Regions from separate parts of the Homo sapiens genome. Here region 2 is linked to region 1. A link is an interaction called in ENCODE POLR2A ChIA-PET data of the cell type or tissue named here. Cell type or tissue: OCI-LY7. All regions are shown on one strand. Each heading gives the region's core, and the rest is flanking DNA. Links, peaks and the distances in the headings are about the cores only. Region 1 overlaps ZCCHC7 (zinc finger CCHC-type containing 7). Region 2 has its middle 41 kb from the start of PAX5.

Region 1 (5,389 bases), core at 230-5,229:
ACTGAAAATACAAAAATTAGCCAGGTGTGGTGGTGCACGCCTGTAATCCTAGCTACTAGGGAGGCTGAGGCATGAGAATAGCTTGAACCCGGGTGGTGGAGGTTGCAGTGAGCCGAGATCACACCACTGCACTCTAGCCTGGGCAATAGAGTGAGACCCCATCTCAAAAAAAAAAAAAAAAAGAAAAAAGAGAATCCAAGAAATCTGAGTTCTTGTTCTGCTATACCCACCTGAGAGTAAGCAGTGACAATGATCTCAACAACATACAAAGACATCCTTTGGATAGAGAATTTGTATATATAATAACTGTTTGTAATATCAGCTATTCTTTGACAACAGGATTTTTCTCTTAAATTCCTTCTATTTGTTAGAGATTCAATTTGTCACCCAAGCTGTGGATTTATAGGATTTACATCCTTAAAACGAATTCCAGCATAATTTCACACAGAAGCCTTCCTGAAGTTAACCAGGACAACACCCAAATAAATCTTCCCTTTAAAAAGAATAAATGCTCCATGAAAATCATCAATACATCACTTAAGCTTAAGGCACAATATCTGTGCAACACCAAGCTCTATCCCAATCCTCCCAGTGCCACTAGAGTCTGTCTTAACCCCACACACTCTCTATTATCTGTTCAGACATGTTTTCCCAGTACCATTACTCCAAATAATTCCATTCCCTATACTAAATACACTGCTTCATCCTGCTTGATTCTCTACCTATATTATCTAACAGTCTTGCTCTTGAGTTGCAAGGCCGTTGCTACTTAACTCTACATTGACCTACCACTTACGATATGTAAGTAAGCTCTAAAGTCTCTTATAGGACCTCTGTATCATCTCTTAAATCACCAGGAATCAAGTACTCCAATTTGAGTTTTAACCATTATCTAATTTTCTATTAAAAATGCTAACTCAAAAAGAGAAATATTCTTTAATATATTAAAGGCCACTATCCTAGCATAGCAAGTACCCAATTTTTTAGAGTTTGTCTTCAATATATCCACATTTGTATGAAAACTTCACCCTAACTACAAAATTGGTCAGAGTGCTTAATTGTGTGGGATAGGCAAGTTAAGTGCCAGAGAGGAGTTCAAAGAACATCAGCAATGTCTGAGTTTGAGTGTGAACCTGAAAATCATAATGAAAACGCTGTAAGAGGGAAAGGGATGAGGCATTCAAATAATAATTTTAAAGATGAGGATATCAGGTTACAAGGGTCACACAGGACAAGCTTCATGGAGGAGATGAGACTTCAGGTGACTGATGGATTTGCACTGATTAGGAAAGAGGGAGAAAGAAATTCCTGAAGGCGGACAAATTTTTCCTTGGTAGATATGTGCCCAGCTTTTGTAGTAAGAGCAGGGCAGGATTACCACCTCATTCCTTGCTGAGGATAGAAACTGCATATAAACTGCATTAATTGGTAGCTCATATAAAATTGTACATGAAACAGCAGAAAATCCAACAACATAAACAGGCTATTATTAACACAATTTTTTTTTTTTAAAAGGCTACTAGATTTTTCTCCAGGCTGTAGAACCTGCCAGACTGTAGTACAGTGGCAGGCAACTTACATCCCTTGGAAAAGTTACTTTTGTGTGATCATCTAAACTAACAATTTTAAAGAATGTTTTATACAAAATATGGGATAATTATTGGTCTGAGACAGAAATAAGACTTTCTGAACATCTTTCTTTGGCCTGCTAGATGTCAAAATGCAGTAAAATTTCCTATTGTAGGAGAATTTTAGTTAATAAAAGTAATTTTATTCCAATGTCTGATTTACACAGTACAAAAGTGTACTAATAACCGTCAGAAATTTTTAAAGCTACAATACCCTTCTGAAGCCACCCTAATAATTGCTTATTAAAACACTTTCTGTTAAAATGTTAAAGTTATTGATTTTTTTTAAATTTCAGCAATACAAAGATGTAGCTTTCAATTCATGTTCAAACATAAAATAACTGAATTGAAAAACAATTTCACTTTCATTGAAATCAAGTCAATGGCTCATTATTCAAAAGCATATGTTCATCAATACAAATAAACTTTCATTTCTATTTGAGGTTAAAATCCTAAAATAGCCCCAAAGTTGCACCACAATTCAGCTGCTATGGAAAGCTAAGTAGTGCTTCCCATGACTAAATGGATTAATTCTTTAGCCCAAACACAATTACTGTTCTCCACACTGTTCCATTGAACATCTAAATAAGCATCCCAAAGCTTATTTCATTCAAAGAAAAGATCCAGACTAAAGAATAATCCCAATGTATGAAGTTTACATTTTGTGTAAAGTTTTTTTAAAAAGGGAAAAATCTATAAGTGGTAATCAGGAAAAGACATGAGTCATTGTAGACAGGTGTTGGGGATGACATCTATCGACTAATAGATATCTTTGTTGAAGGACTGCCGTACAGATTCCAGTAGATGTCTTTTTCTCAAACCAATTTTTCTGACTTAGTTATTGAATCTAGACTTTTCCATAGGTGACACACACATTAACAGCAAAAAGAATAACTCTTCAAGAAATAGCCAATTACATGGAAAGATATTTCTTCTGGTCCTTTTCTTGCTTTAAAATTTTTCAACTTCAACCATGTATGAAAAGTGCTGTCTTACAATCATGTTTACTGAACATTTTATTCTTCCATATATTTCTACATTTCAAAAATCTCCTGTAATACACACCTGATCTAAAGAAGAAAATATGGAGAGGTCAGGGAATAGGAATGAGGGCAATGAGCTATACTGAAATAATTCAATATGGCTCAAAGGGTAAAATGAAAGAAAAATAATAGTTACTAATTTCAGATCAGGATTCTCTGACAATAACAAGTTATCTGATTATGAGATGGGCTGCCTTATTAACACTTGCTGTTACTGAGATGTTTACAAAGAAACTAGGTAACCATGTCCACTATGTTGGAGAAAAAATTCCTATATGAGAGAAACTGGACTACATAACCCTATAGACTTTCTTCTGACTCTTAATACTGGTCATTCAATTTCCACTCCTTTTTAACTAAAGTTCTGAAATGGTAGCTCTTTTTCCACCTGTTTAATGCCCCTTGGGAGACCACTACTGTCAAATTATCATTGCAACATTAGTTGCTAGAAAGAGAATTTTTAGCTCTTTATAACACTTTTGCATTTAACTAAAGGATTATTTGCTGTTAGGCGGTTTTCTACAGCTCTGCCCCCAAAGGACTTTCACAAACAATGCAAATGCATTTTCACAAGATGGAGCAATTTAGCTTTGGTCTTTTAATGAAGGCTGAATTAATGGCAAGGCTTCCTTGCATTGTTGTAAACTAGACTGCTACAAAGAGCAGGTGAAATGGTTTTCTTCCTTTGGGCAGAAATGAAAATAAACTGTAAAATTCCTACCCAGTTTTGATTCATGTTTGCGTTCATTAACAGAGGGTTAAACAGCCTGAACCTTACCTTTAGCAACTGCAGGTATAATCGGATTAATTTAAATGGTTATTAATGCCCTTTGGAATTCTAATTAGCCAGGGGGACAGCTGATGCAGACAGCCTTCGGGGGTGGGGATTAGTCTCTCAATCAGAGTTCAAACTCTCAGAGCAGCACCCCTACATAAATCCTATCCACCATTTTAGTGGGGTGGGAGTAGGGGACATGGAGAGTAGGGGTGAAGAATCTAAAATAAAGAAATACAGTGTAAAAAACAAAAAGTACAAAAAGGTAAGAAATATAAAAGAGAAAGGAGAAAAAATATGACAAAAAATGTTCAATATACTTTCAAAACAATATACTGGTGATTAAAAAGAAGAGAAACCTAATGCACTTCAAATAAGTACAACAAACAAAAAGAAACTTCCTAGAAAATGGTTATTAGATCTTTGGCCTAGAATCTTATGACAAATTAGAAAAGACATAAAACTAAGGTAAAATTACTTTTTCCATAGGCAAAAATTTAATTATCCTGCTTCTCTGAGGCAGCAAAAGTTGCAATAGCTTCAAGTGCCCAAAATGTTTTACTAAATTTGCACATTTAGTTGCACCCATAAAAGGTGTACCCTGAAACGGGACAGTTTCCTTGTGTGGGTTCTAATGCATGTATTCTTTTTTTTTTTTTTTGAGACGGAGTTTTGCTCTTGATGCCCAGGCTGGAGTGCAATGGCGCGATCTCGGCTCACCGCAACCTCCGCCTCCCGGGTTCAAGCAATTCTCCCACCTCAGCCACCCAAGTAGCTGGGATTACAGGCAAGCACCACCACGCCCAGCTAATTTGGTATTTTTTTTTAGTAGAGACAGGGTTTTTCCATGTTGGTCAGGCTGGTCTCGAACTCCTGACTTCAGGTGATCCACCCGCCTCAGCCTCCCAAAGTGCTGGGATTTACAGGCGTGAGCCACCGTGCCCAGCCTAATGCATGTATTCTTAAACAACATGAAGCATAAAACAAAGAATATGGGGAAACCCATACATTAGAGTTACAATTGTTTCTTACGTTTTAACATTTTTGTTGATTTCCAAATATACCAGGAGTTCCAATTCCAAGTAAGATGGAATAAGCACACACTACCTTGTCTTTTCCACTGAATCCAGAAAACCTGGATGATGCATAAAGCAGCTAGTTAAGGCAGACTGGGGAATAAAATAAGAATTCATATTAATATCAAACAGATGATTTAGTATTTTTCCCCCTTTAGTATCTCCTGCCCTAGACTCAAAGCAGCTGAAATCTGGAAGCAGGCACTCAGGGATAGACAAAGAGAACTCCAGGAGAAGCCTCTAGTTCTAGCTTGAGGAGCAGGAACAGAATCTCCTAATACTTAGATAGAATGAAGAAAATTCCCTAGGCATTTTTTTTATTCTTTTCAACATCCTCCATACCCAGCCCCTGAGCAAACAAGATGGTGGTGGAAGCAGTGACAGCAGCAGCAGTGGGGTCTGCAGAAGTCTAAAACTCTGAGGGAACAAACCTTCATCATCAAGAGGGTAGCAAGAATTCTTTTTGCTTATTTTTTTCTCTGTCTTCTTGCTACTTGGCCCCAGTATGGGCACAGCTGCAAGAAATGTGCAGCAGAAGAGAGTAACTAAAGCAAGCTCCAGCTCTGTAGCTGGAAGTATAAAGAGGGGAGGATTAGGCAACCAAAAAGTACCAGAGAGATTATGAAGAAGGAGAAGCATAGGAAAGTGGCCCCATGAAGTTTGTGCTCACCCTTCCAAACTATGCCTGCATAAGGTTGATCCTAAAATAACATACCACAGACTCTGAGAGCTAAACTATGGAGTAGACAACTACTCAGTTCCCAGACAGTCCAATGTTTGGCACACACACTGGACAGTTCTGAGTAAGACTGCAAAGGTTTTGTAAAGGAAACTGGCATTGGAACTACAGCCTACAGAAGGCTGTTT
Region 2 (5,389 bases), core at 283-5,282, 120 kb after region 1:
CATTGGCCCCTCTAAATTCTCCTCAAGATAAGTGTGACTTTGATTTTTTTCACCAACATTTATTGAACATGGGTTAAGAGACGGGTGGTGTTAGAGAGTGCAGATAAGTACTACATTTTTAAGCGACTGGTCTCACAGAGCCAGGAGTTTGCCTGGGAAAACAGTTAAAGTCTAAGGGTTTGGCTAGAAAAGAATTAGAACATTAATTAACATTATGGTAAGTGCTGGGAAGGAGGACAGGGTACTATGAAAGGGTAAAATTGGAGAACCACTTTGCAGATAAGGAAAGAAGCATAGAAGCAGCTCACAGATTAATGATTGTTTGTTTAGGTAATGTGTATTGTGTAAAACAAATGTCACCTTTTAAAAAATATTCAGCTTTTATTAAGTGCCTGTATTACTCCTGTCTATCTATTATATATAATATTTTAAATTTCAACAACACTTTATGGGTTATATATATATATATATATATATATATATATATATATATTTTTTTTTTTTTTTTTTTTTTTTTGAGATGGAGTCTTGCTCTGTCACCCAGGCTGGAGTACAGTGGCGCTATAACATCTCACTGTAACCTACCTTCTAGTCAAGTGATGCTCCCACCTCAGCCTCTCAAGTAGCTGGGACTGCAAGCTCACACTACTATGACCTGCTACTTTTTCTTTTTCTTTTCATAGAGATGTGGTATCCCCGTGTTGCCCAGGCTGGTCTTGAACTTCTGCTCTCCTTGGCTCAAGCAATCCTCCTGCCTCTTCCTCCCAAAGTGCTGGGATTACAGGTGTGAGCCACAGAGCCTGGCCAACACTTTCAAGTTGATTTTTTTAAATTCTCATTTCACAAAAAAAAAAAAAAAAAAAAGAAAGAAAAAAAGGAACAGATGTAGAAAGACTAAGTAACACTTATAGAAGGCCATAAGCTTAGGACATATAGTCATGTGCTGCTTAATAACGTTCCAGTCAAAAACAGACTGCACATACTACAGTGGCCCCGTAAGGTTATTTTATCATATTTTTATTTTACCTTTTTCATGTTTAGATACACAAATACTTACCATTGTGTTACAATCACCTATAGCATTCAGTACAGTAACATGCAGTTTTCTAGCCTAGGAGCACTATGCTCTACCATATAGCCTAGATGTGTAGTTGACTATACCATCTAGGTTTCTGTAAATACACTCAATGTTTATACAACGATGAAGTTGGCTAATGACGCATTTCTCAGAACATATCCCAGTCTTTAATGACACATGACTGTACTCCTAATTACCATGTCCCGTCTTCCCACTGTCACACATGCATTCAACAAAGATTTCCTACTTTCCCATGCTCAGAATGCTTCAGCCTCCCCGTTTAGTTTATGTCTTCAAACCTAGAGTCCTTTGGATGGCATAAAAGGCACTTCATGAGCTGACATCTGCCTACCGTTGACACTGAATCCTGAGCAGTTGCCAGAACACACCATGCCCTCCCACACCTGTGCCTTTGCAGAGAACACTCCACTGCCTGTAAAGCCCTTCTCCCTGTCCTTCTAACATATACCCACTCACCCTACTCTGCGGCAGTTTTGGGTCTTCAGGGAAACTTTCCACCTCAGCCTCTCTCCACATACACAGCATTTCTCTTTCTAATTGAAGCTGTCTCTACTCCCCATTTCTCCTTTTTTTCTTTTCTTTTCTTTTCTTTTTTTTTTTTTTTTCGACACAGTATCTCACTCTGTCACTCAGGCTGGAGTGCAGTGGTGTAAACACAGCTCACTGGCACCTCAACCTCCTGGGCTCAAGAGATCTTCCCACCTGAGCCTCCCAGGAAGCTGGGACTACAGGCGTGCATCACCACACTGCACCTGGCTAATTTAAAACTATAAACATTTTGTAGAGATGGGATCTCGCCGTGTTAACCAGGCTGGTCTTGAATTCCTGTCTCAAGCAGTCCTCCCGCCTCAGTGTGAACCACAGTGCCCAGCCCCTACTTCTTGAAATCATGGGTGACAGCATGCACAAATATCCTGAAGTCTTTCTTACAGAGTATTTTCTAAAGAGACCAACATTTATTTGAGAAGGGAAGCACCTGTTCTTCCCACGGCAGTGGTAGTAGGACAACAATGCGCAGCTGAATTGGGATGAGGGGCCAGGACAAAGCAGAAATCTGCTGCAGAGAGCAGGAAAGATATTCTGTAGCAGGATCTGGGCAAGCGGCACTCATCCATATCCTTTGCATTGCAAAGAGAGGAGCTACCTCCTTCCTTTTTATTTTCCAGTTTATTGGTGGCTCCTAGAACCTCTGAGAACTAACTGATTTTGACCTCTTAACAGTTGCCTTTCAACTACCATTCATTTACTGCAAGCCTACTGTGTAACAGGCCCTTGCTAACCACTTCAGATATATTGTCTCTTGTCCAGCTTCAAGTGACTCTCTTAGGGAGGGATTAGCCTCACCTCACTAGTATGGAAATGGAGACTTGGAGTAATCAAGTGACTTGCTCTGAATTACACAGCTGGGAAGTGGTGAAGCTGGAATTCAACTCAAGTTATGTCTAGATCTAAAACTCATGCTCTTTTCTATGCTCAAAGCTGCATATCAAAACTGAACTTTAGCATGGAGTCTATGATGACTGGCTCATGTCTCTCCACCCAGCACCTAGCCCAAGGCCAAGCACAGAGAAGGCTCACAGTGGACACTTTTGGAATGAGTAGATTTTTTATGGAATGGTTGGTAAATGAAGGCCTGGGCACGGTGTGAACAGTGTTGTGGGACAGCAGAGGAGGGGGTAGTGGCTGATTAGGGGACGTGGAGAAGCCTCTGCAGAGGAACAGAAATGAGTGAGGCCTGGAGAAATAAGTAGTCAGACAAAGACGGACAATTCAGCATTCTCACAGCAAAGACCACTAACAGGCAATTCACAGAACAGGAAACCCAAAGGCCGTGAATAGGTGCTCTGCATCACTAACAGTCAGAAAAATGCAAATTATCTCATGCACAGTAGATGAGAATACAAACTGGAAAAGTGTGTTAGGAGAGCTATTTAATAGCATCTATCACAATTATAAATGAGGTATGTTCTTAAATGTGTGTACAAACATTGTGATAGAAAAAATGGAAATATTCATTAGTAGGGAACAAACTAAACAAGAACACATTTATACCATTTAAAAATATTATGCCACGTTTGGCTGGGCACAGTGGCTCACACCTGTAATCCTAACACTTTGGGAGGCTGAGGAGGGCAGATTGCCTGAGCCCAGGAGTTTGAGACAAGCCTGGGCAACATAGCCAGAGGCAGTCTCTAGGGGAAAAAAAAAAATATATATATATATATATGTGTATATATATATATATATATATATATATATGCACACACATATGTGGCATATGTATATATATGTATATATATGTATATATATGTGTGTGTATATATATATACACATATGTGGCATATATATACATATATATATGCCATTTTTAAAAGAATAAAGGGAATCTGCATGCACTGACATGGAAAGATTGCCAAAGACGTACACTTAAATGAAAAAAGGTAAATTGCAGAGCAGTAAGGATATAGTGTTCTCATTTTATTATGTTTTTAAAGGGTACAAGTGTGCCTGTGTATAGATATGTGTGTATATAAGTGCATAGACAAAATACTAGATGAATACCAATCGTTAACAGTGGTTATTTACCTCTTAGGAGGGGAGTAGGAATGGAGGAGATTGAAGAATGACTTTCACTTTAAAAAGTGAGATGTGATTCATTGAGAAAAACAGCACATTACTTCTATGGCATTCACATCAAAAGTGCGTAACTTGAATATAACCATGAGGTACACTCTAAAAATACTGGACTTATCTCTTCAAAACTGTCAGTGGCAGGAAATGCAAAGAAAGACCGAGGAACTGTACCGCATTAAAGGAACAATTGGCAACATCCAGATCTAGGTTAGAGGACAGTACTGCATTAACATTATTTCCCCAATTTTTATATTTACATTGTGGTTATGTAAGAGAATGTCTTGGTTTTATTTTTCAGGTCGAGCACACTGAACTACCTGGAGTAAAGGGGCATCATGTCTGAAACTGATGCTTAAGTGGCTCAGAAAAAAAATTCTGGGAGCTAGAGGGAGAGAGAGACAGAGGAGTGTGGTAAAAAGTTAACATTTTGGGGATCTGCGTAAAGGTATATGAGGATTCTTTGTACAGATTTTGCAATTTTTCTCCAAATGTGAAATTATGTCAAAATATAAAATTAAAAGACAAAATTAAAAGAATGAATGAGAGTTTGCTAGGTAGAGAAGCAGGGGGATCTTCTGGCAAAGGAACAGGATAAGCAAAAGCATCACAAGTGTGCGAGTCTTCTGTGTTGACAAACAAGCCCTGACTCTGAATATCCAGGACTAGCATGGTGTGGGGAGACGGGGATTAGACGTATGATGAGCAGCATAACCCACAAATGGACACATTTCCCTGCTACCTAAGATTGGAAGTAAAGACTTTAGGCCTACATTATACCCAGCCTCAAGAGTTGCAAGACATAACATGAGTTCTCATGGCGGCTCAGTCTTTGCATTGGCAGTGTCTCTTCATCCAGTGACTGTGTGGAACAATGGAAGCCCTAGAATCATGGCTGAAAGGGACATCTAGTCCAACTCTCTCATTTTGCAGAAGGGACAACTAAGATGCAAAATGAAGAGATTTGCAAGGCCCCAGCAAAGGTTAGTGTTAAAACTGGCCTGCAGGCCGGGTGTGGTGGCTCACACCTATAATCCCAGCACTTTGGGAGGCCTAGGAGGGTGGATCACCTGAGATCAGGAGTTTGAGACCAGCCTGCCCAACAAGGTGAAACCCTGTCTCTACTAAAAACACAAAAATTAGCCAGGTGTGGTGGCACACGCCTGTAATCCCAGCTACTGGGGAGGCTAAGGCAGGAGAATCGCTTGAACCCAGGAGGTGGAGGTTGCAGTGAGCCGAGATTGTGCCACTGCACTCCAGCCTGGGCAACAAGATCGAAACTCCGTCTCAAAAGAAAAAACTGGCCTACATTTCACAATCCATCACTCTTTCTATTTGCACCAACGTCTAAATGATAAGGGAGAAGAAATAGAAGGCTAGCAAGGGAAGTGACTGAATGTTAAAGTTTGGATGTTTTTTATTTGCACAAACTTAGTGTCTGTACAATTTTAAAAGTAAACAATATAGATACCAATGTTATTGTAGAAACTGTTGTCACTTAAGCCAATAGCTTCCAACTGGTAAGTGATATTCAATTCAGGCTCCTAGGTCTGAAGCAGCAATCAAGGTGATTCTCAGGAATTCTCAATGACATTGGTACCCATCTGGATTTGTTGAAAAGTTTAACATCCTTTTGTATTATTCATGATTTTGCAGTTC

Evidence for each region. ChIA-PET counts read pairs that join two places held together with the same protein. Peaks named below come from ENCODE experiments on the same cell type or tissue, not always from the same donor. Only the 100,000 strongest peaks of a DNase experiment are listed, where the experiment ranks them.
Region 2: POLR2A ChIA-PET joins it to region 1 with 9 read pairs; 4 of 35 experiments call an interaction of 5 or more read pairs at or near these places.

What each region holds. Positions count from the first base shown.
Region 1 is chr9:37,189,741-37,195,129 of GRCh38, reverse strand. All of the region lies in intron 2 of ZCCHC7 (zinc finger CCHC-type containing 7), which reads right to left. Among named protein-coding and RNA genes, the nearest start is that of ZCCHC7, 72 kb to the right of the region's middle. RefSeq lists an enhancer at 5,091-5,310. In OCI-LY7, for the core only: CTCF peaks have their summits at 3,045 and 3,251; DNase peaks (open chromatin) are centred at 3,249 and 5,085; H3K4me3 peaks cover 1,828 bases; H3K27ac peaks cover 5,000 bases.
Region 2 is chr9:37,072,510-37,077,898 of GRCh38, reverse strand. No RefSeq gene overlaps it. Among named protein-coding and RNA genes, the nearest start is that of PAX5, 41 kb to the right of the region's middle. In OCI-LY7, for the core only: no CTCF peak of the experiment used is centred there; DNase peaks (open chromatin) are centred at 608, 2,898, 3,208, 3,858 and 2 weaker places; H3K4me3 peaks cover 3,096 bases; H3K27ac peaks cover 4,632 bases.